Linked DNA regions of Homo sapiens: regions 1 and 3 are each linked to region 2. A link is a loop called in an ENCODE intact Hi-C map of the cell type or tissue named here. Cell type or tissue: dorsolateral prefrontal cortex. All regions are shown on one strand. Links, peaks and the distances in the headings refer to the core of each region. The heading gives the core; the rest is flanking DNA.

What was found. Hi-C counts contacts between places; a loop is a spot of excess contacts. Peaks named below come from ENCODE experiments on the same cell type or tissue, not always from the same donor. Only the 100,000 strongest peaks of a DNase experiment are listed, where the experiment ranks them.
Region 1: a loop joins it to region 2, with 4 times the contacts of the local background. A loop is called at or near these places in 84 of 110 quality-filtered maps.
Region 3: it touches region 2 in a loop (2.7-fold over the local background); 2 of 110 quality-filtered maps call a loop at or near these places.

The regions. Positions count from the first base shown.
Region 1 is chr5:36,503,472-36,514,124 of GRCh38, forward strand. No RefSeq gene overlaps it. Among named protein-coding and RNA genes, the nearest start is that of SLC1A3, 98 kb to the right of the region's middle. In dorsolateral prefrontal cortex, for the core only: CTCF peaks have their summits at 4,058 (motif pointing left) and 4,260; a DNase peak (open chromatin) is centred at 4,070.
Region 2 is chr5:36,410,366-36,421,018 of GRCh38, forward strand. No RefSeq gene overlaps it. Among named protein-coding and RNA genes, the nearest start is that of RANBP3L, 110 kb to the left of the region's middle. RefSeq lists an enhancer at 7,165-8,364 and a silencer at 9,142-9,436. In dorsolateral prefrontal cortex, for the core only: CTCF peaks have their summits at 4,607 and 4,808; no DNase peak of the experiment used is centred there; H3K27ac peaks cover 584 bases.
Region 3 is chr5:36,579,431-36,590,083 of GRCh38, forward strand. It overlaps the pseudogene RPL39P22. Among named protein-coding and RNA genes, the nearest start is that of SLC1A3, 22 kb to the right of the region's middle. In dorsolateral prefrontal cortex, for the core only: no CTCF peak of the experiment used is centred there; a DNase peak (open chromatin) is centred at 5,020; H3K4me3 peaks cover 748 bases; H3K27ac peaks cover 1,553 bases.

The sequences.
Region 1 (10,653 bases), core at 2,045-7,044, 93 kb after region 2:
CCTTGCTTAGGATGCTCTCATGCATATTATATATATGTATGTATATTACATGTACATTTTGATATGTGAAATAAACATTGTAAGATGGCTACTTTTATTAGTATTCCCACTTTATAGAGGAGGAACTTAAGACATAGGAGGTTAAAAATCTTGACAAAGGTCATATTGTTAACAAAAAGCAAAGTTGGCACTGACTCCAATGTTTATTACACATACAGCTACTATGCTCTGTTCCTAAGAGGTTTGCTGAGACATTGATCCCATCCACCCTCCAGGGGAAGATGGAGTCCCTAAACCCAGTAGCCTCTGGTCATGAGCATTTGCATCTGTTCAACCCTCTTCTGCTCACCTCCCCACATAACCCTGAGCTGTACAAACTACCACCATTTTCCAAATATGCCGGACATAGTAAATGTTGTGAAGCATTGATTTAGCCCCCTAGGAAGTCACTTTCTGATTAAAAGGTAAAAGCACTGGGTGGGTGGAAACCCCATAAGTAACCATGTGCTGAGGGCGACCTTTTTTCTTTTAGGACTAGGCTGAAAGGTCAGGAGCTGGGGGCAGGGGCAGCAGATCAGGGAGGCTGTCATTCCTGAACAAATATGGTAGGATAATTAGGCTGAGTGCCCCTAAGCACTGAATGACATTGCTGAAGTCAGGAAAGTCTTCATGGACGTAGTCAGAAGGCTGTGTCTGTCTAGAATGGGCTCAGAAAACTACAGCTACAGCCAGACCTGTGAGCCAAATCCAGCCCACAGCTTTCCTTTTGTATAGTCATGAACGAGAATGTCTCTTATATATTTGCAAGGCTGTAAACAAAACAAAGACTATGATAGGGACTATTTGTGGACCTCAAAGCCTAAAATATTTGCTATCTGGCCCTTTACAGAGTAAGTTTGCCAACAGTCTGGTCTAGAATTCACCCATGACTCCCATAAGAAAGCCATAGGTCAATGAACATGAAGCTAGAATAAAAAACATTGTGAGTTTGCAATGGCTCCACTTGCAATTTTATGGCCTTTGTGTAACTCTTTAAAGCAGACATACCTTACTCTTTGGGAACAAAGTTTCAGTATTTGGTTGGAAAGAAGGGAAATGGAAAATAACCTTCTGTTTCCCAACTTTACACCTTCTGATTTAGTAAGTCTCCAGGTACTTTGTGAGTTCTTTCCAGGCAGATTCTGTGAGAATGAACAGCTTCAAAGATGTTTCCAAGAGTGGGTATGAGAGATCTTAATCATAAGAAAGAAAATATTAATGCCTATTGCATATCAGAAACTGTCACATCTCCTGAATCAAAAATTCCATGCAGCCTGCCTCCATTTAACAGATAACTCACTAGATCTCAAAAGGGTTGCCCAAGATCAAACAGCAGGTAAAAGGCAAACTTGGGATGCAATTCTTGGTTTTCTGATTAAAAATCCAGTGTTCCTTTTCCTATACTCTACTCAAGATAATGAATTTGAAAGTGTTTCAGATGGAGAATCCAAAATCCAGGGGCCCAGCTAGTCCCTGGTCCCTCAGCTGATTAAAGAGGGTATCAGACTAGAGGATTATAAGGCCTCACCCAGCTCCATCCTTCTGTGATTATTTTTGAGAAATGATGTAAATAAAATAGAAGGGGAAGCTCAGCTCAGGTATGCAATTTATGCTTCTGGCTTGTCAAATTTCCTTGAGGTATGAGGTCAGTGGGGGTAAAGGGAACATGGCCAGACTCATTTAAGAGAGAGATGCATGACCAATTTCTGCATGCAAAAGGCCTCCAAAGCTGCAGGCATGGCAGCCTGACTCAACAAAGACTTCCTCCCACTCAAACACATGTAAATACTGGATAAATATTTTAAAAAGCTAAAATACCTAGCTTGAAAGAAACCCAAGATAATTCCCAGGTGCCAGACACAAAAAGAAAATTTAAACTCAGAGACATAAGCTTCAACTAACACAAGAAGGACCAGGAAAGAATCAGGCCTGGATACGGGCCCTACAGTAAATTTGGCCTGGAGGCTGCTCGGGCTGGAACTTATACCTCTGTTTAAAACTGGGACTCTCAAAAATACTTCCAGGACTTGAGAGGGTAACTAGAACTTTGTTTACTGCCTGGGGATGACAGGAAGCAAGCTATCTTTTCTGGACTGTGGGTGGGAAAAAATATATACATCCTGTGAAAAGCCCCAAACCTAACCTGGGTATGGAGTATGAATTTAAGCTATCTACATGTTATAAGAATCTCAAGCAAGATATTAACATCATTACTGGCCCATAACCAGTGGAGCCACAGGAATCTAGAGAGAAGTGATATCAAACTGCTCCGTAAGGAGTTATCTGTAACCCAGAGTATACAGGACTCTCACTAGAAGGAGAAAAAGCTTATAGTAAATAATTACTAACCATATGATTAAAAAGTATCAGCAAGGAGCATCAGCTGATACAACACATGGAAAAATAATGAGGCTGAAAGCTAGAAATAATGAAATAATCTCAAAGATGCTGAAAATAAGTATGTTTCAAGAAGACATAATAAACACATCAAAATGATAGGATTCTTAAAAAGCAAGCAAAGGACTTAAAGATAATCAAATTGAACTTTTTTAACAGAAAAATGTAATCATTCAAATTTTAAACTCAAATTAAATAGCAGATTAAATGCACTTAAAAAGAACTAGTGAGCTGGTAGATTGATTTGAGAAAATCATCCAGTATGAAACACAGAAAGATAATAACATAGAAAATCTTAAAGAGAGTTTGAGAGCCATGGAGGGTCGACTGACAAATTCCAACCTGATTGAACTATAAATTCTAGAAGAGAATGGAGGGAAGGGGGTTAGAAACAACTCAAAGAAATAATGGCTGGGAATTTTTCAGAATTGAAGAAAGCCCCTGAATTCCAAGTAGGATAAAACAAAACAAAACAAAACCAACAAAAAGCTCACAAAACTACATACGTTGGAGCCAAATTTTTAAACAAGAAATAAACTCTTAAAAGCACCTGAAATAAGACAGGCACAGAAAGACAAACATCACATGTTCTCACTTATTTGTGTGATCTAAAAATCAAAGCAACTGAACTCATGGACATAGAGAATAGAAGGATGGTTACCAGAAGCTAAGAAGGGTATTGGGGGCTGTCGGGGAGGTGGGGATGGTTAATGTGTACAAAATAAATTAGAAAGAATAAATAAGACCTACTATTTCATAGCACAACTGGGTGACTATAGTCAGCAATAATGTAATTGGACATTTTAAAATAACTTAGTAATTGGATAGCTTGCAATTCAATGGATAAAAGCTTGAGGGGATGGATACCCCATTCTTCCTGATGTGCTTATTTCACGTTGCATGCCTGTATCAAAACATGTCATGTATCCCATAAATATATGCACTTACTATGTATCTACAAAAATTAAAAATAAAAAAGCACCTGAAAAAAGATATGACACCTAAAAAGAAATGACAATTAGGCTGACCAGAGAATTATTATTAGCAACAATAGAAGAGTTTCTCTTATACCCAACTAAACTAAAAATATTTTCAAAAACTAAAGCTAAAAAAAGTTTACCATTGACATCTATTGCTGAAAAAACTACTAATCTGATGTACTTCAGAAAAAATATAATTGAACTCAAAACAGGGTGTGAAGCAAGAAGAAATAATGAGCAGACAGGTTAATCAAAAGCATTGATTTAAAACAGCAAGATCATCTAATCCAGAAGAGCCAAAAGCAAGCAAAACTAAAATACTAAGGAAACATAACATGGAAGATTGAAGGGGCAGTTTTAAATCTTTGTATATTGGGGAGGGGAAACAAAGAAATATTGACCAGTAAAGTATGCATGATAGAATTTTTACTGTAACTAATAAAATATTTGAAATAGAAGGAATACGTTCAAGCCAATAGAAGGAGATGAAGGAGTGTTGTAATGAAAACAAACAAAATAATAAAAGAAAAAAGGAAGATGAAGAGGAAAAATAAAAGCACATGGACAGAGTTCTTGGAGGTCTAGTTTCTGGTTCAAATTCAAAACTCATCCCAGCCCCTGTTGAGGTTGGGCGCCACCTGGTGGTGATCATCTACTCTGGCTTGAATATTGATGGGTGGTTTCTGAGTCCAGGAACTGGCTGGGGACCCACTCTCTGCCTCCACTGCCTGCCATTTCTCCTCTGCCTAGTCCTCTTCCACATACGTAGAAGATGAAGACTTTAATTCACCTCCTGATTAAGAACAAGGGCTGGGCAGACCGTGGGAGCTCATCACCGACTGCGTTAGACCAAAATTTGTGTTTTGACCAGGAGTTATGACATTCAAAGAAATAATAAAAGCTCAAAATTTATGATTGAATATTCAACTCCAGGAGTTAAAAAAAAATGAACAGGGTAACCCAAGGAAAGCAGAATGAAAGAAATGACAAAGGTAAGTAAGGATTCAATGAGTTAGAAAATAAACAACAGATGTCAAGAAAATCTAAGTTTTTCTTAAAAGGTAACTAAATTAACACCTGGCACAGAAAAAAGTATACACAATTAAAAATGTTAAAACGGAGCATAATTGGGGATGTTCCAAGATGGCCAAAAAGGAACAGCTCCGGTCTGCAGTTCCCAGCATGATCAATGCAGAAGACGGGTGATTTCTGCATTTCCAACTGAGGTACCTGGTTCATCTCATTGGAACTGGTTGGACAGTGGGTGCAGCCCACAGAGGGCAAGCTGAAGCAGGGTGGGGCATAGCCTCACCCAGGAAGTGCAAGGGGTCGGGGGATTTCCCTTTCCAAGCCAAGGGAAGCCGTGACAGATTTCCCTTGGCTAGGAAAAGCCAAGAAAACAGGACCTGGAAAAACAGGACACTCCTGCCAAAATACTGCACTTTTCCCAAGGTCTTAGCAACTGGCAGACAAGGAGGTTCTCTCCCGTGCCTGGCTCCATGGGTCCCACACCCACAGAGCCTTGCTCACTGCTAGCACAGCAGTCTGAGATCAAACTGCAAGGCAGCAGCCTGGCTGGGGAAGGGGCATCCGCCATTGCAGAGACTTGAGTAGGTAAACAAAGCAGCCAGGAAACTCGAAATGGGTGGAGCCCACTGCAGTTCAACAAGGCCCACTGCCTCTAGACTCCACCTCTGTGGGCAGAGCATAGCTGAACAAAAGGCAGCAGACAACTTCTGCTAACTTTAACATCCCTGTCTGACAGCTCTGAAGAGAGCAGTGGTTCTCCCAGCACGGCATTTGAGCTCTGACAACGGACAGACTGCCTCCTCAAGTGGGTCCTGACCCCCATGTGGCCTAACTGGGAGATACCTCCCAGTAGCAGCTGACAGACACTTCATATAGGTGGCTGCCCCTCTGGGATGAAGCTTCCAGAGGAAGGATCAGGCAGCAATATTTGCCGTTCTGCAGCTTCCGCTGGTGATACCCAGGCAAACAGGGTCTGGAGTGAACCTCCAGCAAACTCCAACACACCTGCACCTGAGGGACCTGACTATTAGAAGGAAAACTAACAAAACAGAAAGGAATAGCATCAACATAAACAAAAAGGTCATCTACACCAAAACCCCATCTGTAGATCACCAACATCAAAGACCAAAGGCAGAGAAAACCACAAAGTTGGGGAGAAACCAGAGCAGAAAAGCTGAACATTCTAAAAATCAGAGCACCTCTTCTCCTCCAAAGGATTGCAGCTCCTCGCCAGCAACGGAACAAAGCTGGACAGAGAATGACTTTGATGAGTTGGCAGAAGTAGGCTTCAGAAGGTCAGTAATAACAAACTTCTCTGAGCTAAAGGAGGATGTTCGAACTTATTGCAAGGAAGCTAAAAACCTGGAAAAAAGATTAGACGAATGGCTAACGAGAATAAACAGTGTAAAGAAGACCTTAAATGACCTGATGGAGCTGAAAACCATGGCACGAGAACTTCATGACTTATGCACAAGCTTCAATAGCCAATTCAGTCAAGTGGAAGAAAGGGTATCAGTGATTGAAGATCAAATTAATGAAATAAAGGGAGAAGAGAAATTTAGAAAAAAAAGAGTAAAAACAAATGAACAAAGCCTCCAAGAAATATGGGACTATGTGAGAAGACCAAATCTACATTTGATTGGTGTACCTGAAAGTGATGGGGAGAATGGAATCAAGTTGGAAAACACTCTTCAGGATATTATCCAGGAGAACTTCCCCAACTTAGCAAGGCAGGCCAGCATTCAAATTCAGGAAATACAGAGAACACCACGAAGATACTCCTCAAGAAGTGCAACCCCAAGACACATATTTGTCAGATTCACCAAGGTTGAAATGAAGGAAAAAGTGTTAAGGGCAGCCAGAGAGAAAGGTCAGGTTACCCACAAAGGGAAGCCCATCAGACAAACAGCAGATCTCTAGGCAGAAACCCTACAAGCCAGAAGAGAGTAGGTGCTAATATTTAACATTCTTAAAGAAAAGAATTTTCAACCCAGAATTTCATATCCAGCCAAACTAAGCTTCATAATTGAAGAAGAAATAAAATCCTTTATAGACAAGCAAATGCTGAGAGATTTTGTCACCACCAGGCCTGCCTTACAAGAGCTCCCCAAGAAAGCACTAAACATGGAAAGAAACAACCAGTAACAACCACTGCAAAAACATGCCAAATTGTAAAGACCATCAATGCTATGAAGAAACTGCATCAATTAACAGGCAAAATAACTAGCAAACATCATAACGACAGGATCAAATTCACACATAACAATCTTAACCTTAAATGTAAATGGGTTAAATGCTCCAATTAAAAGACACAGACTGGCAAATTGGATAAACAGTCAAGACCCATCAGTGTGCTGTATTCAGGAGACCCATCTCACATGCAAAGACACACATAGGCTCAAAATAAAGGGATGGAGGAAGATCTACCAAGCAAATAGAAAGCAAAAAAAAACAGGGGTTGCAATCCTAGTCTGATAAAACAGACTTTAAACTAACAAAGATCAAAAGTGACAAAGAAGGCCATTACATAATGGTAAAGGGTTCAATACAACAAGAAGAGCTAACTATCCTAAATATATATACACCTAATACAGGAGCACCCAGATTCATAAAGCAAGTCTTTAGAGACCTACAAAAGAGACTTAGGCTCCCACACAATAATAATGGGAGATTTTAACATCCCACTCTCAATATTAGACAGATCAATGAGATAGAAGGTTAACAAGGATATCCAGGACCTGAACTCAGCTCTGCAACTAGCAGACCTAATAGACCTCTACAGAACTCTCCACCCCAAATCAACAGAGTGTACATTCTTCTCAGCACCACATCACACTTATTCTAAAATTGAGCACATAATTGGAAGTAAAGCACTCCTCAGCAAATGTAAAAGAACAGAAATCACAACAAACTATCTCTCAGACCATGGTGCAATCAAATTAGAACTCAGGATTAAGAAACTCACTCAAAACCTCACAACTACATGGAAACTGGACAACTTGCTTCTGAATGAATACTGGGTTAAATAATGAAATGAAGACAGAACTAAAGATGTTCTTTGAAACGAATGAGAAAAAGACACAACATACCAGAATCTCTGGGACACATTTAAAGCAGTGTGTAGAGGGAAATTTATAGCACTAAATGCCCACAAGAGAAAGCAGGAAAGATCTAAAATCGACACCCTAACATCACAATTAAAAGAACTATAGAAGCAAGAGCAAACAAATTCAAAAGCTAGCAGAAGGCAAGAAATAACTAAGACCAGAGCAGAACTGAAAGAGACAAAGATACAAAAAAACCCTTCAAAAAATCAATGAATCCAGCAGCTGGTTTTTTGAAAAGATCAACAAAATTGATAGACCACTAGCAAGACTAATAAAGAAGAAAAGAGAGAAGAATCAAATAGATGCAATAAAAAATGATAAAGGGGATATCACCACTGATCCCACAGAAATACAAACTACCATCAGAGAATACTATAATCACCTCTACACAAACCAGAAAATCTAGAAGAAATCAATAAATTCCTGGACAGATACACCCTCCCAAGACGAAACCAGAAGACGTGGAATCTCTGAATAGACCAATAACAGGCTCTGAAATTGAGGCAATAATTAATAGTCTACCAACCAAAAAAAGTCCAGGACCAGAAGGATTCACAGCCAAATTTTACTAGAGGTACAAAGAGGAGCTGGCACCATTCCTTCTGAAACTATTCCAATTAATAGAAAAGGAGGGAATCCTCCCTAACTCATTTTATGAGACCAGCATCATCCTGATACCAAAGCCTGGCAGAGACACAACAAAAAAGAGAATTTTATACCAATATCCCTGATGAACATCGATGCAAAAATCCTCAACAAAATACTGGCAAACCGAATCCAGCAGCACATCAAAAAGCTTAACCACCACGATCAAGTCGGCTTCATCCCTGGGATGCAAGGCTGGTTCAACATACGCAAATCAATAAATGTAATCCATCACATAAACAGAACTAACGAGAAAAACCACATAATTATCTCAATAGATGCAGAAAAGGCCTTCGACAAAACTCAACAGTCCTTCATGCTAAAAACTCTCAATAAACTAGGTACTGATGTAACGTATCTCAAAATAGTAACAGCTACTTATGACAAACCCACAGCCAATATCATACTGAATAGGCAAAAACTGGAAGCATTCCCTTTGAAAACCGGCACAAGACAAGGATGCCCTCCCTCACCACTCTTATTCAACATAGTGTTGGAAGTTCTGGCCAGGGCAATCAGGAAAGAGAAAGAAATAAAGGGTATTCAATTAGGAAAACAGGAAGTCAAATTGTCCCTGTTTGCAGATGACATGATTGTATATTTAGAAAACCCCATCATCTTAGCCCAAAATCTCTGCAAGCTGTAGCAACTTCAGCAAAGTCTCAGGATACAAAATCAATGTGCAAAAATCACAAGCATTCCTATACTCCATTAACAGACAATCAGAGAGCCAAATCATGAGTGAACTCCCATTCATAATTGCTACAAAGAGAATAAAATACCTAGAAATCCAACTTACAAGGGATGTGAAGGACCTCTTCAAGGAGAACTACAAACCACTGCTCGAGGAAATAAGAGAGGACACAAACAAATGGAAGAATATTCCATTCTCATGGATAGGAAGAATCAATATTGTGAAAATGGCCATACTGCCCAAAGTAATTCATAGATTCAATGCCATCCCCATCAAGCTACCAATGACTTTCTTCACAGAATTGGAAAAAAACTACTTTAAAGTTCATATGGAACCAAAAAAGAGCCCTCATTGCCAAGACAATCCTAAGCAAAAAGAACAAAGCTGGAGGCATCACGCTACCTGGCTTCAAACTATACTACAAGACTACAGTAACCAAAACAGCATGATACTGGTACCAAAACAGAGATATAGACCAGTGGAAAAGAACAGAGGCCTCAGAAATAGCACCACACATCTACAACCATCTGATCTTTGACAAACCTGACAAAAACAAGAAATGGGGAAAGGATTCCCTATTTAATAAATGGTGCTAGGAAAACTGGCTAGCTGTATGTAGAAAGCTGAAACTGGATCCCTTCCTTACACCTTATACACAAATTAATTCAAGATGGATTAAAGACTTAAATGTTAGACCTAAAACCATAATAACCTTAGAAGAAAACCTAGGCAATACCATTCAGGACATAGGCGTGGGCAAGGACTTCATGACTAAAACACCAAAAGCAATGGCAACAAAAGTCAAAACAGACAAATGAGATCTAATTAAACTAAAGAGCTTTTGCACGGCAAAAGAAACTACCATCAGAGTGAACAGGTAACCTATAGAATGGGAGAAAATTTTTGCAATCTACCCTTCTAACAAAGGGCTAATATCCAGAATCTACAAAGAACTCAAACAAAGTTACAAGAAAAAAACAACCCCATCAAAAAGTTGGCAGAGGATATGATCAGACACTTCTCAAAAGAAGACATGTATGCAGCCAACAGACACATGAAAAAATGCTCATCATCACAGAGAAATGCAAATCAAAACCACAGTGAGATAGTCTCATGCCAGTTACAATGGCCATCATTAAAAAGTCAGGAAACAACAGACTATGCAGAGGATGTGGAGAAATAGGAACACTTTTACACTGTTGGTGGGAGTGTAAATTAGTTCAACCATTGTGGAAGACAGTGTGGCGACTCCTCAAGGATCTAGAACTAGAAATACTATTTGACCCAGCAATCCCATTACTGGGTATATACCCAAAGGATTATATCATGCTACTATAAAGACACATGCACACGTATGTTTATTGTGGCACTATTCACAATAGCAAAGGCTTGGAACCAACCCAAATGTCCATCAATAATAGACTGGATTAAGAAACTGTGGCACATATACACCATGGAATACTATGCAGCCATAAAAAAGGATGAGTTCATGTCCTTTGCAAGGACATACATGAAGCTGGAAACCATTATTATGAGCAAACTATCACAAGGACAGAAAACCAGACACCTCATGTTCTCACTCATAGATGGGAATTGAACAATGAGATCACTTGGACACAGGGCGGGGAACATCACACACCAGGGCCTGTCAGGAGGTGGGCGGCTGGGGGAAGGATAGCATTAGGAGAAATACCTAACGTAAATGATGAGTTGATGGGTGCTGCAAACCACCATGGCACATGTATACCTATGTATCAAACCT
Region 2 (10,653 bases), core at 1,950-6,949:
GGGGCAAGAGGGGATGGTTAATGGGTAAAAAAAATAGTTAGAAAGAATAAATAAGTCCTAATATTTGCTAGCACAACAGGGTGACTATAGTCAATAGCAATGTACTTGTACATTTTTTAATACACCCCTCGGGTTGGTTTAATTATTTTCCCATAATATACCAGATATATTTCTTTTTCTTCACTTTTTTTTTTAATTATATGTTAAGTTCTGGGATACATGTGCAGAACGTGCAGGTTTGTTACATAGGTATACACGTCCCCTGGTGGTTTGCTGCACCCATTAACTGGTCATCGACATTAAGTCTTTCTCCTAATGCTATCCCTTCCCTAGACCCCCAACCCACAACATGCCCCAGTGTGTGATATTCCCCTCCCTGTGTCCATGTGTTCTCATTGTTCAACTCCCACTTGTGAGAACATGCAGTGTTTGGTTTTCTGTTCCTGTCTTAGTTTGCTGAGAATGATGGTTTCCAGCTTCATCCATGTCCCTGCAAAGGACGTGAACTCATCATTTTTTATGGCTGCATAGTATTCCACGGTGTATATGTGCCACAGTTTCTTTATCCAGTCTATCATTGATGTGCATTTGGGTTGGTTCCAAGTCTTTGCTATTGTGAACAGTGCCACAATAAACATACATGTGCATGTGTCTTTATAATAGACTATAATCCTTTGAGTAAACACCCAGTAATGGGATTGCTGGGTCAAATGGTATTTCTGGTTCTAGATCCTTGAGGAATCACCACACTGTCTTCCACAATGGTTGAACTAATTTACACTCCCACCAACAGTGTAAAAGTGTTCCTTTTTCTCCACATCCACTCCAGCATCTGTTGTTTCCTGACTTTTTAATGATCGCCATTCTAACTGTCGTGAGATGGTATCTTATTGTGGTTTTGATGTGCATTTCTCAAATGACCAGTGATGATGAGATTTTTTTCATGTTTATTGGCTGCATAAACACTTCTTTTGAGAAGTGTCTGTTTATATCCTTCTCCCACTTTTTGATTCTTTTTTTGTATACTCTAAGTTCTAGGGTACATGTGCACAACGTGTGGGTTTGTTACACAGGTATACATGTGCCATGTTGGTTTACTGCCCCCATCAACTGGTCATTTACATTAGGTATTTCTCCTAATGCTATCCCTCCCCCAGCTCTCCAGCCCCCGAGAGGCCCCGGTGTGTGATGTTCCCCACCCTGCGTCCATGTGTTCTCATTGTTCAATTCCCACCTATAAGTGAGAACATGTGGTGTTTGGTTTTCTGTCCTCATGATAGTTTGCTGAGAATGATGGTTTCCAGCTTCATCCATGTCCCTGCAAAGGACATGAACTCAACCTTTTTTATGGCTGCATAGTCTTCCATGGTGTATATGTGCCACATTTTCTTAATCCAGTCTATCATTGATGGACATTTGGGTTGGTTCCAAGTCTTTGCTATGGTGAATAGTACCACAATAAACATATGTGTGTATGTGTCTTTATAGTAGCATGATTTATAATCTTTTGGGTATATACCCAGTAATTGGATCTCTGGGTCAAATGGTATTTTTAGTTCTAGATCCTTGAGGAATCACCACACTGTCTTCCACAATGGTTGAACTAATTTACACTCCCACCAACAGTGTAAAAGTGTTCCTATTTCTCAACATCCTCTCCAGCATCTGTTGTTTCCTGACTTGTTAATGATCACCATTCTAACTGGCGTGAGATGGTATCTCATTGTGGTTTTGAGTTGCATTTCCCTGATGACCAGTGATGATGAGCATTTTTTCATACTTATACATTTTTAAATAATTAAATAATATAATTGGATTGTTTGAAACACAAAGGATAAATGTTTGAAGTGATGGATACCCTATTTAACCTGATGGGATTATTATGCATTGCATACCCGTATCAAAATACCTCATGTAACTTATAAATCTATACACCTATTATGTACCCATAAAAATTTTTTAAAATTTAACGAAAAAATAATACAGTACTAAAAAAAAAAAAGAAATAAAGAAAATAAATGAAATGACCAGACAGGTAGGAAGTGTGTTTTCTGGATTTGAGTGTGAAATTACTTATGAGCAATTGTTATTTAATTGATTTAAAGCACAACAAACCATTTGAATTATAAAAGGGATGCTTGATAAATCTCTTTACATAATTCAGTGTGGCCTGGAGTGCTCGTTGCTTCTACTTTTGAGTAATATTTCCAAATATTTAAGACACGTAGAGCAATTTTAACTGAATGAACATCTACAAAGAGCCTACATCTAACATCATAATTAATGGTAAGACACTAGAAGCTCTTCCGTTAAGATCAGGAACAAGGCAAGTATGTCCCCTCTCATCACTCCTTTTCAACATCATACTGAAAGTCCTAGCTAGTGCAATAACACTAGAAAAGGAAATAAAAATTACATTGAGTGGAATATGAAAACTCAAAATTGCCAACATGCCAGATCTTCCTTACTTGCTATAGCAGTCCCAAAGTCCCAGCAATTTCTTTTGTGGATATCAACCAACTGATTCTAAAGTTTACATGCAGAAGTGAAAGACCCAGAAGAAGCAAAAAAAAGAAAAAATTGGAGGAAAAAAAAAGACAGAGGACTGACACTACCAGATTTCAAGACTTACTATAAAGCTACAGTGATTAAGACACTGGGGTATTGAGGAAAGGATAGACAGATCAATGGAACAGAAGAGAGACCCCAGAAAGACAACACAATGGAACAAAGAGTATTTTCAACATAGAGTCAAACAACTGAACATTCACAAGGAATAAAAAGAATCTAGACATAGATTTTCCGCCCTTCACAAAAATAAATTCAAAATGAATCACAGACTTAAATGCAAAATCCAAAACTACAAAACTCCTAGAAGATAACATGGGAGAAAATCTTGATTACCTCAGGTATGGTGATGACTTTTTAGATACTTCAAAAGGCACAGTCCATGAAAGAAATAATTGATAAACTAGACTTTATTAAAATTAAAGACTTCTGCTCTTCAAAAGACACTCTCAAGGGAATGAGAAAGCGAGCAATAATTTTGGAGAAAATACAAAAGACATGCTGATGAAGGACTGATATCCAAAATATACACAGAATCCTTAAAACTCAACAATAAAAAACATGACAACCAAATTTAAAAATGGGCAACAGACCTGACAGTTGCCTCAACAAAGAAGATATACAGATGACAAATAAGCATATGAAAAGATGCTTTACATAGTATGTCATTAGGGAATTGCAAATTAAAACAACAGTGATATCACACTTATTAGAATAGCCAAAATGCAAACCACTGACAACCACCAAATGTCGACAAGGATGTCAAGCAAGAGGATCTTTCATTCATTGCTAATGAGAATGCAAAATGGTACAACCACTTTGGAAGGCAGTTTGATAGTTTCTCACAAAGCTAAACATATTGTCACTATACAATTCAGTAATCATGATCCTTAGTATTAACCCAAAGAAGTTGAAAACTTAATGTGTTTTTCCAAAAACCTGTATATGAGTGTTTATAGCAGCCTTATTAATAATTGCCAAAACTTAGAAGCAACCAAGATATCCTCTGGTAAGTGAATGAATACATAAATTATTGTCCATTCAGATAATGGAATATTATGAAGTACTAAAAAAGTAAGCTATCAAGCGATGAAAAGGCAAAAGGGAAGCATAAATGCATATTAATTGATAGAAGCCAATCTTAAAAGGTTACATAATGTATGATTCCAACTATTAAATACAAGACACTCTGAAAAAGGCAAAACTATAGACATAGTAAAAGGATCAGTGGTTAGCAGGGGTTAGGGAGGACAGAGGGGTGAATAGGCAGAGCACAGAGAATTTTTAGTGCACTGCATTAGTCTGTTTTCATGCTGCTGATAAAGACATACTTGAGATGGGGCAACTTACAAAAAAAAAGAGGTTGAATTGGACTTACAGTTCCATGTGGCTGGGGAAGCCTCACAATCATGGCGGAAGGCAAGGAGGAGCAAGTCACATGTCACATGGATGGCAGCAGGCAAAGAGCTCGTGCAGGAAATCTCCCCCTTGTATAATCATTGGACCTCATAAGACTTATTAACTATCACAAGAACAGCACAGGAAAGACCTGCCCCCATGATTCAATTACCTGCCACCAGGTCCCTCCCACAACACGTGGGAATTCAAGATGAGATTTGGGTGGGGACAGAGCCAAACCATATCAGGCAGTGCACCTGTCAGTATGATATTATACATGTCATTAGATATTTATAGAATCCACAGAATGTACGTTAAGAGTTAACACTAATGAAACTATGGTCTCTAAGAGATAATGATGTGGGTTCATTGATTGTAACAAATATGCCACTCTGATGAGGGGTGGTGACAATGGAGGAGGTTTTATGTATGAAGGGGCAGGGAGGATATGGAAATCTGTATACCTTCCACTCAATTTTGCTCTGAACCTAAAACTGAAAGCCTATTTTAAAAATCTGGAATAAAATTTTTTAAAATTGCATGTTAAACTCAAGAATTTTTTGAAAGTTTTCATATAAGAAAATGAACTATGTTCCTTGTGGTCTAATAAGAATATTATATTTCCTTCCTGAAGGTGGCGTTTGTGTACCATGGTCAAAGAATGCTTCCCTCATTTGTTAAGGGAAAAAAAAAAAAAAAAACCTTTCCCGGACAGTAAAACATCTCATAAAACTGTCATGAGTAATTCCAGCAGCTGAGCTGAAATGGACAGCTACTCAGAACACCTTTGCTTTTCCATGACAGGGGTGAGATTTTATAAATTAAGGTTATAGACTTACCTGCGAACACTGGGACCTATAACTCAATTTACAGATACCTTGAAGCTGAAAGAGTGTTTGCAGAGCCTACACTCTGGGATGTGTTACAGGCACAAGGAAGTTCATGAGCTAAGACAGGCCACTAAATCTAGCTAAGATGGCTCAACAAAAATGAGAGTTCTCAGGCCTGCGCAGAACCTGTGACCAAGTTGCTGTTAGCCATAAACACCTGCATTGTGGGAGCTATTTGAACTTGAGAGAAAAATCCCCTAATTAAAAGGCACCTAAGCCCAAATTCTGCATAACAATTTGCTCTGGAGCATGTTAAACTCACAGATTTCTGGACTTCAGATATCCTAATGTCAAGAGTGTCATCGGGGCACAGGAATCTACATTTAAGAAGCTTCCTAGGATGGACGATTACTCAGATATATAAATAGAACAAACTCCTGATATAAGCAGCAACATGAACAAATCTCAGAAACAAGATTCTGAGCAAAAGAAACCAGACACAAAAGGGTACACACTGTGTGTGTGTGTGTGTGTGTGTGTGTGCGCGCGCGCGTGCGCATATCTATATATACACACACATATACATAACATATAAAGTATGTGAGTATATATATTATATATATATATAAAGTTATAGAATGAATACAACTCACCAATAGTTATAGAAATCAGGTCAGTGGTTGTATAGGGCAGGAGGTTAGGTGGATTGACTGTAATGGGGCATAAGAGAACTTTCCAGTGTGATAGTAATATTCTACATTTTTATTGGAGTGGCAGCTACATGGGTGTATACATTTGTCAAAACTCATGTAACTGTACACTTAAACTATGTACATTTAATTGCACATAAATTGTACCTTGATAAAGCTGATTTAATAAAACAGACTTCCTAGGTGATTCAAACATACATCTGGGTTTGGGAGCCACTGATCCTTTGCTACTGGAGAATGACCAGATCATAAGTGCACTTGAGCCACACTGGGGCTCCTGTGTGGCATTTTTATTTCCATTGACAGAACTTCTGAGCCCCAGGGCACCTTCCAGACCAAGTTGTCTGACTTCTAGGTTTTCTATATGTGTTAGTCAGGGCTCTCTAGAAGGACAGAACTAATAAGATATGTGGATATCTGAAAGGGAGTTTATTCAGGAGAATTGACGCACACGATCACATGGTAAAGTCCCACCATAGGCCGTCTGCAAGTCGAGGAGCAAGGAAGCCAGTAGTGGATCCGTCTGAGTCCCAAAACCTCAAAAGTAGGGAAGCCGACAGTCCAGCCTTCAGTCTGTGGCAGAAGGCCCGAGAGCCCCTAGCAAACCACTGGAATAAGTCCAAGAGTCCAAAAGCTGGAGAACTTGGAGTCTGATGTTTGACAGCAGGAAGCATCCAGCACAGGAGAAAGACGAAGGCTGGAAGACTCAGCAAGTCTGCTCTTCCATCTTCTCCTGCCTGCTTTACTCTAGCTGTGCTGGCAGCTGATTAGATTAAGGCTGGGTCTACCTCTCCCAGCCCACTGACTCAAATGTTAATCTCCTTTGGCAACACCCTCACAGACACACCCAGAAACAATACTTTGCATCCTTCAATCCTAATCAAGTTGACACTCAATATTAACCATCACACTATATGCAAAACCTGAAGCTCAGAAAGGTTGAGAGACTTTTCCAAAGTCACACAGTAAAATACCAGCAGATATCAGATCTGAATTTCTGACAGCTTTTGCTATTCTCAGTATCACACTGCATCCAAAGGAAGAAGAATGAGAAGTGGAGAGCAGATGCTCCTTGCTCTGATTTTGCTCATTTACCCTTCATTACCATCTACAGGATGGAGCTACCTGGTTACCTGAGCCAAGGAAATAGAATACAGTCCAATTTTATAAGGAATGGCTGAAAGACTTTGGTTTCAGACTTGTTTATTTACTCATTCAACGAATAACTAACCAATATTTGTTGAGTGCTTTCCAGTCACAGTTTAAGGCACAAAAGCCAGTAGTGAATAAAACACACAAGATCTCTGCCTTCAAAGAGCCTATTATCATCAACAATAAAGAAATAAGCAAATACATGAACAAGAAAATTTCAGATGGTGGAAAGTGCTTGAAGAAAACAAACAAGGTAATTGATAGAATAACTGCAAAGGAGGGTCTATTTTAGCTGGGCTTTTCAGAACAGGCTGTGCTTGAGATAGTGACAGCGAGGAGCATGAAATATGGCTGGAGATGGTGGAGAGACTGAAGGCAGCTATCTCAAACACGTCAAGAGTTGTCATGTAGAGAAGTGTGCTTGCCTCATGCTGACTCAGAAGGTGAAGTGAGAAAAAATCTGAGTGCAAGACAGAGGTTGAATTCAGATCAGTTTAGGGAAGAACTTTCCAACCTAGAAGAAAAGGAATTAATATTTACTTGAAGCGTACTATGTCCTAGCTTCCTTATTTGTAATATTTTGTTTAATGCTTTAAAAAACTGTAGGTGGTAAGTGAAACAATATCTATTGGAAGGAGCGATCTCCCCCTCTCAAGAAGTATGCATGCTCCCTGGCTAAGATAGAGACAGATGAGTGAGGGGTTCCTTAACCTTGCGGATCCGTGCCCCTGCAGATGCTGCCCTAATTATGTCATAGAAACCAATGGAAAAAGGAAATCAGATTCCCCAGATTCCACCCCCGCCCTCGCCCCAGGTAGTGAAAAGTTAGTGAGACTTCTTGAAAAACAATAGGGTGTTTCCAGGTTAACTAAGCTTTAACCTTTAACCAAATTCTCAGGAAGGGCTTCCCTGAATATTCTCCCTGTGGAATGCAGCAGAATGGCACTCTAATGCCTCCCTCAAAGAGAAAGTGATAAGGCCATGAGCTGCTCTTGAGGATGAATACCAGCAGGAGTGGGAAGGGTGCTGAGCTACCTGTGACCTATAGAAACTCTGCCTGGCTCACTTCCCTTCATTAAGAGAAAATGTGCTTGATTCACTTCAGGAAAATGAGATTATTTATGAGAAAGAAGTACCCTTGATTGGAGGCTCTTAAACAAGTGGCTTTCCAGAGAGAACAGTTAAGTCTCCACCACAGACAGCCCTGGGAAGAAAAAGACAGCCCTAGATATTTTGGATAATTTGGGCATTGACCTTCCTGAGGACTAGTGCAAGGAATGAAGTAAATGAGCTCGATTCCTTTCATTCTGTGAGTCATAGCTTCGTCGAAATTACTCAATTGTTGATCCCACTTGGCTCCACATGGAAGGCAAAGTTCAAGCTATAGTACAGGTAGCAACATGATCCGTGTACAATTGTGCAAAACACAAAATTCCCATAGGCCAGGCACACTCCCATTGCCTTTGGATGGTGGCTCATGAAGATACAACCATGTCCTCTGTCTTTTGTCCTATCCTAAGTTGTTATCTCTTAGGCCATAAACTACTCAAAGGCCCAGTCTTCCCTTCTTTCTAGCACCATGCCTGGCAGAGAGAGAGACAAAAGGCACCTGATTAGTGTATGATAAACGAATAAAGTTTCATAAGTCCTACTTTTCAGATCCTAATAATAGCTCCCAGTGCCCGGGAGTATGCTGAACACTTTACAGGTATTACTGCATTTACTCCTTAAAACAACCCTGTGAAATGAGTACTATTGCCATCATTATTGTTTGAATCATCACTATTTTCACATGAAGAAAGATCTAGACTTGAAGCCACTATGCTATAATGCAGGTTGGTTTTTACCCTGTTGATGTGGGATGTGCCACAGGCAGCATGTGGCAAACCTGGAGACTGCTTTGTCCCAAACCAGAGTCAATGTCTCAACTTACACCATTGCCAGTTTCTTAGTAATTTGGGCACTACGTGGGTAGAGGTGACACTGTTGAATAGAGAGAAAAAAGCCAAAAGGCAGGAGTAACTTTTCTGCCTCTGATTTTCCCTTGCTCTTCTCTGTTTTCCAGTGCTACCAAGGGGCATACAGACTGAAATCTCCATATTAAAGTGAATCCACAACTTGTAATAACCAGTGTGTGGGGGAGTCTAGGATGGCAGACTAGGGTTTTGATATCTAATAGCAAAAGATTTTTTGCTTCTAACTTGATAAGGTGTGAAGACTTTTAGCACTTTATATATGAAGCCTACATCTCAATTTATTTTTAAAGTGTGACCATTTCAGAGTTTACTAAGTGCTAGACACCATGCCAAACCCATTCGGTGCATTATCTCAATTAATTCTCAGGACAACAAACAGCCCTACCAATTTAAATTGTTTTCCTTTAGCTTCAATGTAACGTATTGGCCTGTGGGGAAATGAGCAGGTAGTGGTGACAGCTAAGGGCTGGGCACTCAGCTACAGACAGGTGGAATAAATTTAAAAGTTTTGGCAGGTGATTTTCATCAAACAATGCAAAAAGAACTGTCTCCTTGACAACCTGCATGTCCGTCTTGGTCAACTCCTGATGAACCAAGACAGTCACAGGACTTCAGAACCCTATGCAGCCATGGGGAGGAACCACACTTGGTTCTGAGCTAGCAAATCTTTCACCTCAAAGAGTGCATAACCCAAGAGAGAGATAAGTTATCTGTTTTACAGCAGGAAACACACACACACACACACACACACACACACACACACACACAGATCTGGGTTTCAGTTTCATCTTTAAAAACTAGGGTTCCTGAACTTCTTCATCAGGCAAAGCCATCACAAACCTACAGACCACCTTTTCTTGAATTAGAAGAAGACACCCCTTTTGAGAAAACTTAGTGAGTTTGGTGCAGTGCTTGGTGAGCAGACTGTAACGCTTGTGTCCTTTGCTCCAGGATCACGCAGCTCTGTGCCACAGTCCATATCTCAGTGAAAAAAAGCACAGGTCTGTATTTCATTTCTGACTTGTCCTGTTGGCAGACACCCCCAAACAACCTGCATAAGTGTATGCAACAGGGCCACCATCAGGAACAATGTGAATGTCCCAAAGTGACAGTCCGGGGCCCCAGCCCACCCACAGATGGGTTTTGTTATCCCTAATGATGTTTGAAAGAATTTGAATTGCTTGTCAACCTTAAAAATTAGGAGATTTCATACAAAATCTAGAGTTCAAGCTTTTCTTGAAAAATGAGATCTGGGCACACTGGCTCTACATTCCTGCATTGCAAATTAAATTGGAGCTAAGCAGTGCTGCCTATTTATGTATGTACTTAAAAATTTTTATAGTATATTTTAGATTTCATTCTCCATTAGCATATAAAAAGCTACCATTTTATTTTTATTATTATTATTTGTATCAGGTTTTTAAATAGATGGTCCTTGTGTTTGGCATAAAATCTAAAAGATATGAAATGGTCTATACACACTGTTCCCCAGTTCCCCAGATGCAACTGCTCCAACCATTCTTATGTGTCCTTTCAAAGGTATTGCATCCACACACTACAAAAACATATGCAGTATTTCTAAGACACCATCAATTGCAAGATGCACCATTATTTTGTGTTCACTAAGAAAAAAAATTCCAATAAAATCATGACATTGTGCCTTAATGATGGTCCTGCCTGATCCATACATCAGTCAAGTCAGCCCCTCATTGCTTTGAAATTTGTTTCATCTATTCTAAGGGGCTGGACATTTTTCCTGCCTTCTGTTGGACCACTTGGAGTATGGCAGCCAATCCTTTTACATGTATCTCAGTAAGAAAATGTAACATGGGGCCGGGCGCGGTGGCTCATGCCTCTAATTCCAGCACTTTGGGAGGCCGAAGCGGGTGGATCACGAGGTCAGGAGATTGAGACCATCCTGGCCAACATGGTGAAACCCCGTCTCTACTAAAAATACAAAAATTAGCTGGGCATGGTGGCACGTGCCTGTAATCCCAGCTACTTGGGAGGCTGAGGCAG
Region 3 (10,653 bases), core at 3,005-8,004, 170 kb after region 2:
TCATCAAAAGATTTTTCCCATATGTTAACCTATTTCACCACTTGAGCTCTCATCGATTATTTTTTTTGCTTCTTCTCTTGCTTCTATGTATTTGAAAGCTTTGTTTTTAATAACTACAATTTGCTATGCACTTAAAAATAAGTTTTTAGTTGTTTCTGTCACTGAATAATTTCATTAAATATTTTCAACTGATTTTGAACAAGATGCAACCAAAATGAAGAGAACTTTCTTCATCATTATGGTTGATGTTTAGGTTGATTTCCCAAGTAATTCTTCAAAAAGCTCAAACCTTTTTTTTCTTTTTTTTTTTTAAGTTCCGGGATACTTGTGCAGAACGTGCTGGTTTGTTATACAGATATACATGCGCCATGGTAGTTTGCTGCACCTACCAACCCGTCACCCTGGTTTTAAGCCCCACATGCATTGGCTATTTGTCCTGATGTTCTCTCTCCCTTCACCCCACCCCCACCCCACAGACCTCAGTGTGTGTTGTTCCCCTTCCTGTGTCCATGTGTTCTCATTGCTCAACTCCCACTTATGAATGAGAAGATGTGGTGTTTGGTTTTCTGTTCCTGTGTTAGTTTGCTGAGGATGATGGCTTCCAGCTTCATCCATGTCCCTGCAAAGGACATGATCTCTCATTCCTTTTTATGGCTGCATAGTATTCCACAGTGTATATGTACCACATTTTCTTTGTCCAGTCTATAATTGATGGGCATTTGTGTTAGTTCCAAATCTTTGCTACTGTGAATAGTGCTGCAGTAAACATATGTGTGCATGTATCTTTATAATAGAATAATTTATATTCCTTTAGGTATATACCCAGTAATGGGATTGCTGGGTCAAATGATATTCTAGTTCTAGATCCTTGAGGAATCGCCACACTGTCTTCCACAATGGTTGAACTAATTTACATTCCCACCAACAATGTAAAAGCATTCCTATTTCTCCACACCCTTGCCAGCATCTGTTGTTTCTTGACTTTTTAATAATCGCCATTCTGAGTGATGTGAGGTGGTATCTCACTGTGGTTTTGATTTGCATTTCTGTAGTGATCAGTGATGTTGAAAAAAGCCCAAACATTTTTAAGGTCTGATTGATGATGCATGGCAAAGAGAAAGTATATACTGCCATCTGAAGTTTTTTGTTTGTTTTTTAACATCAGCTTTATCATAAAAAAATCAGTTACTCTATATACACATAAAAATATGTGTAAAATTTAACCACTAGCAATTCCTATTTAAATTGGTAAAACACCAAAATCTGCTTGGAGGCAATTAGGAATTGTGTGTGCACCACTGTCAATCCAAGTACACTTCTGTTTTATAGATATCATGATTAGAACATAGTTTTTACCATGGTGCTATGCTCTGCCAAAATTTATATTCATGTCACCACAGACACAAATAATTTCATTTTCAATGTTGAACTTTTCCTTGAATTCATCTCAGTATGCATAATGGTGTCAGATGTTTTGCTTTCAACAAACAAACTTCCAAAAGCATAACTTGATTTCATGAATTGTCAGGTGAAAAGAAAGTTAAGTCATTAACTGGAATGAGCTTGATCAATTTTCTATTTGAAACATCTGATGACTTTGATATACAATTGGAATTATTTAACTGTTTGCAAAGTTCTTCTATTGTTAATGGAGCCAACAGTTCAGCATGGCTTTGCACATGCACAAGAAATGTTGGTACTGAAAATGATTGAAATTAACTTAGAAGAACAGACATTTAATCTAAATGAAAAGTCACTTCAAAGAATGATGTAGAAATAAACCTTTCCACAGCTGCACATATTAAATTGTTTTCTCTGACCACAATCCTCTTAAGATAACTTCCAACTTTGAAGTAGGTGCTGTTGCTTTTTCGGCAGATGCGTGTCATCTGCTTTTTATAGGTTTAGTGATATCACTAAAACCCTTTGATGGATAGTAAATGTCAACATTTTTGTGCAAGTTCTATATTCATCATCAGCTATCTTGAAAAATGAACATTTAAGACCTAATTTTTCATTAAATATGCTCTTTCGGGTTGTTGGTTTTGTTTTGTGTTTGTTATCATCATTGTTGTTGATTTTCCTTTTGTTTTTTAGCTCATTGCTGCTGAAAGTACTTTTTACAAAATTTTTAAATAGAGTTACAAAATAGTAATGACCAAACCATTATAGCAAGAAAGTTTATATTATTTTCTGAATATGACACTTGTATCACTACTATTGAGCTTTATATCCACCACATATGTCTCATATACCCATCCTGTAATTTCCTGTATTTCCTACTGATAGACAATCTTGTGGTTGTGAGTCTTCCCAGCCATGGCTGGGTACATACAGGGCACAACTGACTGGTAGACCAAGTGGCCAGTAGAGACAGCAGCGTCAAAGCGCAGAAGGGGCGAGCTGTCGCTATTCACTCAAGTGTGAGTCTTTCCAGCTAGCTGCCTGCATGCTGTTCTTGGAAGGAGAGGTTAATTTCATTGCATCTGAAAAGAGGTGGAGAAAAGAATATGAGTTATCATTGGTCCTCTTTCCAATTTAACCACATGTTAGGGTAAAAACTCTGTTTACTGCACATGCATCTTACATGTGACCGTGGCAGAACCAAAAGTACAAGATAGAGGGCTACCGTATCCATTTTCTGTGCTACATAACAAATTTCCCTCATCTATAAAATGGGCATAGCAATGGGTCTACTTGTGGGGTTTTTGTAACAAATAAAAGAGTTAACAATACAAATATGATTGGGTTAAGGAAATATATAAGAATTAGGTATTATTATAATAATTATTACTGCTTTCTAGAAAAAAACAAATACTATAATACTTTCAACAATTCCTCATTGTTGAAATTGTTAGAAACCAAGTTGTTTTTCAGACTCTTCACTGTCATGAATGCTTTCTTCGTGTTCCATTTGCCAATTCCTGCCACTTTATAGTTGTATTTCTGTAAATAATAATTCTACTGCTACAACCTCAGCAATTAGCTTTTATGGGCAGTCATGTTACGTATTTGTTGGCTTATATTAAACTTAAGATTTTTTTAAAAAAATGTACACCCAAGTATATTTCATCTAAACCATTACTAAGCCATAGTTTCCCACTTCAAACTCAAATAGCTGGTTTTATGAAAGTACACTTAGAATTTTCCATCCAACCCTTTTTATGTAATCTTGTTAGTTTCCATTCATAGCTCTATTTCTTATGAGATCTTTTTGATCATCCAAGTTATTAGCTTTGGATTATTTGTCATTAAGAGCATAGGTTTGGGCCGGATAAGGTGGCTCACGCCTGTAATCCCAACACTCTGGGAGGCTGAGGTGGGTGGATCACCTGAGGTCAGGAGTTTGAGACCAGCCTGGCCAACATGGTGAAACCCCATCTCTACCAAAAATGCAACAACAACAAAAAATACATAAATAAATAAAATAAGCTGGGCGTTATGGCGGGCGCCTGTAATTCCAGTTCCTCAGGAGGCTGACCCAGGAGAATCGCTTGAACTCAGGAGGCGGAGGTTGCAGTGAGCCGAAATTGTGCCATTGCACTCCAGCCTGGGCAACAAGATCGAAACTCCATCTCAGAAAACAAACAAACAGGCCGGGCGCGGTGGCTCACGCCTGTAATCCCAGCACTTTGGGAGGCTGAGGCTGGCTAAAACGGTGAAACCCCGTCTCTACTAAAAATGCAAAAAATTAGCCAGGCGTGGTGGCGGACGCCTATAGTCCCAGCTACTCGGGAGGCTGAGGCAGCAGAATGGCGTGAACTAGGGAGGCAGAGCTTGCAGTGAGCCCAGATCACGCCACTGCACTCCAGCCTGGGTGACAGAGCAAGACTCCGTCTCAAAAAAAAAAAAAAAGAACATAGGGTTGGGTTGTATTCAAATAATTCTAGGCCTCAATACCAGCTCCACTCTTCATTAATTCTATAGAATTGGGCAATTTCAATCCATTTTCTCATCTGTCAAATGACAATACTAATAAATATTTCACATCACAGGATTCTTGGGGTGATTAAATGGTATAATAGTTGATACCTGTCAATATAGTATATGAATAAAATATTTTATAAATGATATTTATTATATATAACATAATATTAGATTTTAAATGCAACATGTCAAATATTACTATTTATATAATATTAATAAAATATTGTTATGAAAAATTATTCGCCAGGATAAAAATAATCACCAGGATAATAATAATAAAAATAATTTTAAAAAACTATATTCTAATAGAGACTTCCTTCTAGTAGGCATATGACAATTTTAATAGCTACAAATCCATCTGTCAATTTTAAAACTTTAGCAGCAAGAATGATATTACTGTACTAAGATAGTCAACATAAATTTTGATTGACTTCTTACACTCAGATCTTTCTTTTTTCGCAAATGTTTTGTGCCTTATTCATATTTTATTCTTCAGCTCTTTGAATATATCCATGTCAGTGTATCCACCTCAGAAAGTAAGTTCCTGAACAGACTTAACCAGACACCTACACTACCCAGAGGGAGCACACTGGGACAGAAGTCTGCTGCCTGGGAGAGCACGCACACAAAACACATTGCAAGGCAGCTCATCCCAAGGGCTGCACAAATCCTATTCCATCCGAAGAAAAAAGTCACCTATTTCAGAGCCACACACAGAGCAAGCACTCTGTACACATGGAGATAGCATTCCCAGCACTGCTGTATGGATTCCCTCTTCTCTCCTGGTGCCCACATGAACTTGCCCTAGGATATCCTACATTCTCTCTCTCTCTCAGTCCACTTATCTCCCCTCCTACACAAAAACAAATTTTCTCTCTCTCTCTCTCCCTCCTTTTCTCTCTTGGACTTTGGGAGTGTCAAGAAAGAGGGGTGGTGGGGAGGGTTACACTGGATCTTTTACATAATCTTTGAATGTTTAGCAAAGCACAGAGCTTCTCAGGGCATTTCTCCCCACTGCACAGCCAAGGCACCCAACCCAGCTGTTCCATTCACTATTGTCCTGGCAACCCGGCGTGGTTGATCTTTCCCTTGTCCTACTTTTTTAAAAGCCCTTTCATCACAGCTTTTCCCTTTGGAACATAACAAGAAGGGACAGAGGTGAAGGAGTGATGGCCGCTCCTTGTCACATTCTCCACATTACTAGGTGGCCTGCACTGCCTGGGCAGCCACCCCATCCCCAGACTCCACCCTGCTGAAGTGCCCCTTTCCTGCTGGCATTGGGGCTAGGTCTGACTGCAGTGCGGTCCGCTGGCCCTGTCCACCTTCCACTTTGCTCCATTTCCCTTTCCTCCGAGCGCTTTCGCCACCATCAGGCCCTGGTTCAGCCACTGCTGCTGGCCAGTGCCCTTCTGCTAAAGAGCAACAACTCCCTCGTGAATGCCAGAATCATCCTTAAAAAGTCTAATGGAGAAGCTAGTTCTTTAATATCTCAGCTCTTAATCTCCCTCCTCCAGAACCACAATAATGCTCTGGCCTCGCCAGATGCCTCCGTTACATGTTACTTCTACACACAGGGAGAGACGCTATTCACACTTTCAGGGTGTGTAAACCGAGACTCTGAAAGATTAGTAACTGGAAGGAAGGAGACAAGACTATTTCTTCAGTGTGTAACAGACTCCAGCTTTACACACACCACCTCCAGGTAAATGTTCCTGGGGCTGGTTACTGATGCTCACAGTCATTAGGCAACTCACCCGACACTGGAGCTGAACCTAACTCCTCCAACTCCAAACCCAGCATTCCTTCTAGAATTTGAGAAAGAACACTTTTCCCCAGATATCTCAGGAATAAAATGGCTCCCTCCCGAAGGCTCCCACCTCCTCCCACAGCCTCATTACCTTCATAGCTACCTTTACCATCCTGGAGGGTAAGGCTGCCATTTTGTTCACCTTGACATCAACTCTCTGTCTCCCACACTGGAGATGCTCAACAATATATGCTTTATGGAGATACTTTAAGACAGACAAAGGTCTCATAGAGGGAAAGCTTTTATTAATACTTAGGATCAACCTCATACACAAAGGCGATTGGAGACACTGACATTTTTTCCTAGGTGAATCTGCTCCTAATCTGACCCTCCCACCCAGCGCCATTAAAAACACAACATACATTTCCTTCTTCTGTCTATCCATGGGAGTTAGTAATAACCTTTATAGCATTTATTACGGTGTGTCAATATAACTTCTTTCTCATTCTATCTCTCCACCAGGCTGGGAGTTTATCAAGGATAAGACACCCTGTAATTCATTTCTGTGATAGATGAATAGTAGGTGGTAGGTAAATGCTTTTTGAATGAATGAATGAAGATTAAATGAACCAGAATCTCTGCTTGAAATAGGAGGTGGGGAAGGTTGACATTGTCTATGAAGTTGTCAGACTCTTTGATCTATTGAATGCTAGCGTTCAAAGGCACTTTAGAAGTGAAGCCAAATTCCTTCATCTTACCAAGAGGGAAGCCCAAAGAAGTTTAGCAACTTGCCCAAAGTTGCACAATTAGCCACTGAGCTGGAACTAGACCTCAGGTCTTCTGGTTTCCAGTTTAGTGACTCCTGTCCTTTTGAGAATTTGTAACAAAGAGGAGGGAAGACTTAGAAATCTCCCAAAGTGTCCCCATTTCTCCTTCAACCCAAGTTCCTTTAGAAGCCAGCCCAAAACTGTTATCCCTTTTTAGGGGCCTTATATCCAAGGCAGCTGTGGGAGATCATGAAGAATTTGAGCTGGGGTGGCTAAGGAAAGCCAGAACTCCCCTGATGTTCTCTCCCCTTCCCTCAAAAATTGCTTTCACTTCTAAGAATTTACCTTCATCTGTAAGGTGGACAAAGTTTTATATTGAAGGACTTTTATCACAAAGTTATTTATAATAGTAAGCATTTTGCACAATATAAGTGTCCAAAACCAGGAAAATAGTTAAATAAATCATGGTACAGCTATACAATGACTATTACGCACTAACTGAAAAATCGCATTTTGTTAATACAATGAATTCATGCATGACATAAAAATATTAATATTAGCTAACAATTAATGTTTACCATATGCCAGGTGCAAGCTAAGAATTTTACATGTCATCTTATTTAGTCCTGACAGCAAGTTGTGAAGAAGGTACTATTATTACCTCCATTTTGCAGAAGAGGATACTGAGGTTTAGAGAGGTTAAGTAATTTGCCCAAGCTAAAACAACAAGTAAGGACAGAGTTAGAAACTTCAGAAAAATGTCTTTATTATAAAGTTATGTTTTAAAAATCTGATGTACAACTTTCTGTATTATATTATTCCAACTATCTAGTTATTTTATTCAAAGAAAATATCATCAATGTAGTTGTTCCTGGCTAGTAGAAATACGTACAGCTTTTGTTTTCTATAATGTGCAATATTTTTCAAATGTTCTATAATGAATAAATATTTCTCTTACTTTATTTATTTGTTTTGTTTATTTAATTCACAGCGAAAGCTTTTTAAAAAAGTAATGTCTCCTGGGGAAATGGCAGCTACATCATCAGAATTTGAAAAAGAGGAAAAGAGGGGATACCTTAGAAAAAGTCCATAGGAAAATGAGAGAAGTTGAGCCATCTGGCTGCTGGCACCCTACTCCCTCCTCCTCCAAGCCTCTTCCCCTTCACCAGTAAGAACATTCCCAACTCAGGACCCAGAGTAGCAAGACAGGAGCTGCTTGTCTTGCAGTACCAACCATCGGTGAGATATAGATATATGGTTCAGATTTTGCCTCTCAGATCCACTTGTGCCAAACTCAAGAGCCAATGACCCAATATAAAGGAATCGCGATGTCTTTTTTCTCCCACTTGAACATTTCCCAAATTTCAAATTAGTGAAAGTTGCTGAAAATTGGGTCCCCCACATAGAAATGATGGCCATACTAGTAATGAACAGTTAGTGAGAGCCAACATTCCCCAGTCTTCACACTGAACAATCTCTCTGTGGCACTGGAACCTGCTTATGTTTGTCTACGTTCATTTGTTCAACAAACTTTCATTGATCACACAGTATATGACTTTTTCCCAAGCATTGACAATACAGAGGTTAAAAAAATACAGACCAGCCCCCTGTCCTCACAGAATGTGTCTATAAACTCTTAGCATTCCTCCCCTCAAGCCCTGGAATATGGCCTGGCCTTGGTGACTTGTTACTCCTTAATAAAATGCAGCAGAAGTGTCACCATGTCACTTGGTAGTAAACAGCAATGAAACTTCTCCTTAGCTTTCTCTGCAGTGCTCTTGGAACCCAGCCACTATGCTGCAAAGAAACGCAGACCACAGGCAGAAGCCTCATATAAGAGTTCTGGCTGAGGGTCTCGACTGAGGGCTCAGTTGATGGCCACTATCAACTACCAGATACATGAATGAAGAAGGTTTTGAGATGATTCCAACTCCAGCCCTCATCTGGCAAGTAAATGAGAGACCCTGAGTGAAACCTGCCAACCTGAGCAAAGGCAATCTTTCAAACTGTGAGAGGTAATAATAATAAATAATGTTTATTTGTTTTACACCACAAAGTTTGAGATTTTTTTTTAGGCAGCAATAGATGAGTTTACGGTGTAGCAGGGGAAAGCAGACATTAAATAATTATCCAAAAAAAGAAATTACATTATAAGAGTACCGTGAGATTCTTCCCTTTCCTGGCTCACAAACCAGAACTGCATCCCAGTTCGTCGCTATGCCCTCCCAGCTTCTCTCTCCTTGTTAATGGCATCTCTGTCCTGACAAAAACTAAAACTGCAGAATTTGTGTCATTCTGCACTATTTTTTTCAGACTCATACCTAATTGGTAATCATATCCTGCTGATTCTACTTCCAGAGGTACCTCCCATCTGGCTCTTTCTTTCCAATCCTACCACCACCTGGGACCACACTGGGCCCTGAGAATCTCATCCCTGGCTTATTGGAATGCCCTCTCCAGTCAGTCTCACAGCCTCCATTCTCTTCCTTGTCAATCCATTCTATTCTCTGCTTTCAGACATATGTTCCTATACCAGGTCATCCCCAATTTTTCCCTCCCCTGCTCACAAAACTTTACTATCTCTTCTCACTTCCCGCCCTCTTCCTTTCTCCACCATAATGTTGTGTGCTTGACTTAGCTTCTCACAAGACTTTTGGGATTAAGTGATTCCCGGCCAAGAAACAAAAGCAAAATCGTCCTATTCCCCAGTGGATTCGGATGAAAATTGGTAATAAAATCAGGCACAACTCCAAAAGGAGACATTGGAGAAGAACCAAGTTGGGTCTATAGTGTGCCACATGAGATGGCACACATATTTATGCTGTCTGAAGGTCACAATCATGTTATCATATCAAACTGAAAATGTCACCACTATCTGGAGAGCTGGACATGTTTTATTGGGAAGATATTTTTCCTCTCTGTACCTGTTACAAACCCACTGGTTGATTGAGTTGAGTAATAAATATGTGAGACCTTCTGTTTAAAAAAAAAACCAAAACTTTACTATCTCTTCATGGCCTAACAAATGCAGGCCAAATGCCTTAGACCTTTCCTGGTCTGCGGTTCACCTCTGATCTGGCTTTATTTTCCATACAGTTCTGCTACTGCCTGCTACACTCCGATAATCTGGACTTCTCCACACACTCTGAATGCCTCTTCTCTTTGATGCCTCTGAGCTCTCTATCCCCCCATCTGGATGTTTTCTTCCTTCCCCATGTGTCCAGGAGTCTACCTCCTATGACTTTCAAGGCTCTTATAGCAGCGATTGTCATCAGTCCTAAGGCCAGCTAATAATGATAGCTGTGACTGAGATGGCTTATGACCGAACATCTTGCACAATGGAAGTTAGGAGTTTTAACTGAGCGTGCGGTCAGCTAGAGACTACAGTTCCCACCCTTCTAATGCAACTTGGCACAATCAGGTGACTAAGTTCTGGAACATGGAATGTAATCAGAAGTGAAATGAGCCACTTCTGGGTGATGTCCTTAAAAAGATGAAGCATGTCTTCACCTGGCCTTTTACCTTTCTTGCTTGCTGGGATGTGGTAAGAGCCAGAGCAACCATCTTGGTCTTAGAGCTGGAAGCCATGTTAAAATGTGGAGGCCCCCTTATAGCCACAGAATTCCTACCTCTGGACAGAGAGAAGAATAAACCTCTATTATGCTCTGCTACTGGAATTTGGAGTCTTTTTGCTATAGTAGCTTAGTCCATACCCCAACTAATATAATAGTTAATCGTTATATTGACATTTTTATTATGTGGCAGATACTCTTCATCATGTTATTTAATTTTCATAAATGTCATTGTGAAGAAGATAATATTGAAGATGAAGAAATTGAAGCTCAGAAAAGCTTTGCAACTTGCCCAAGGCCACACAGCTAGCAGGTAATCAAGTTAGAACTCAAACCTAGGCCAGATGATTTCAGAAACTATACTCTTAATCACTATTTATCCCTTTGCTCTGTTCCACAGCCTTAAAGGCATAGATAGATCTCATTCAGGCTTGCCAAGTGTCCCCAAAAGCACCTAGGAAAAAATTCTTGTATATAGTAGATGCTCAATAAATGTTTGTTGAATGAATGATTGATCTTAGGAAAACTTTGTGAAAGTTTCTAACTAAAATAATGTGATACACAGCTGGGCATAGTGGCTCACGCTTGTAATCCCAGCACTTTGGGAGGCCGAGGTGGGTGGATCACCTGAGGTCGGGAG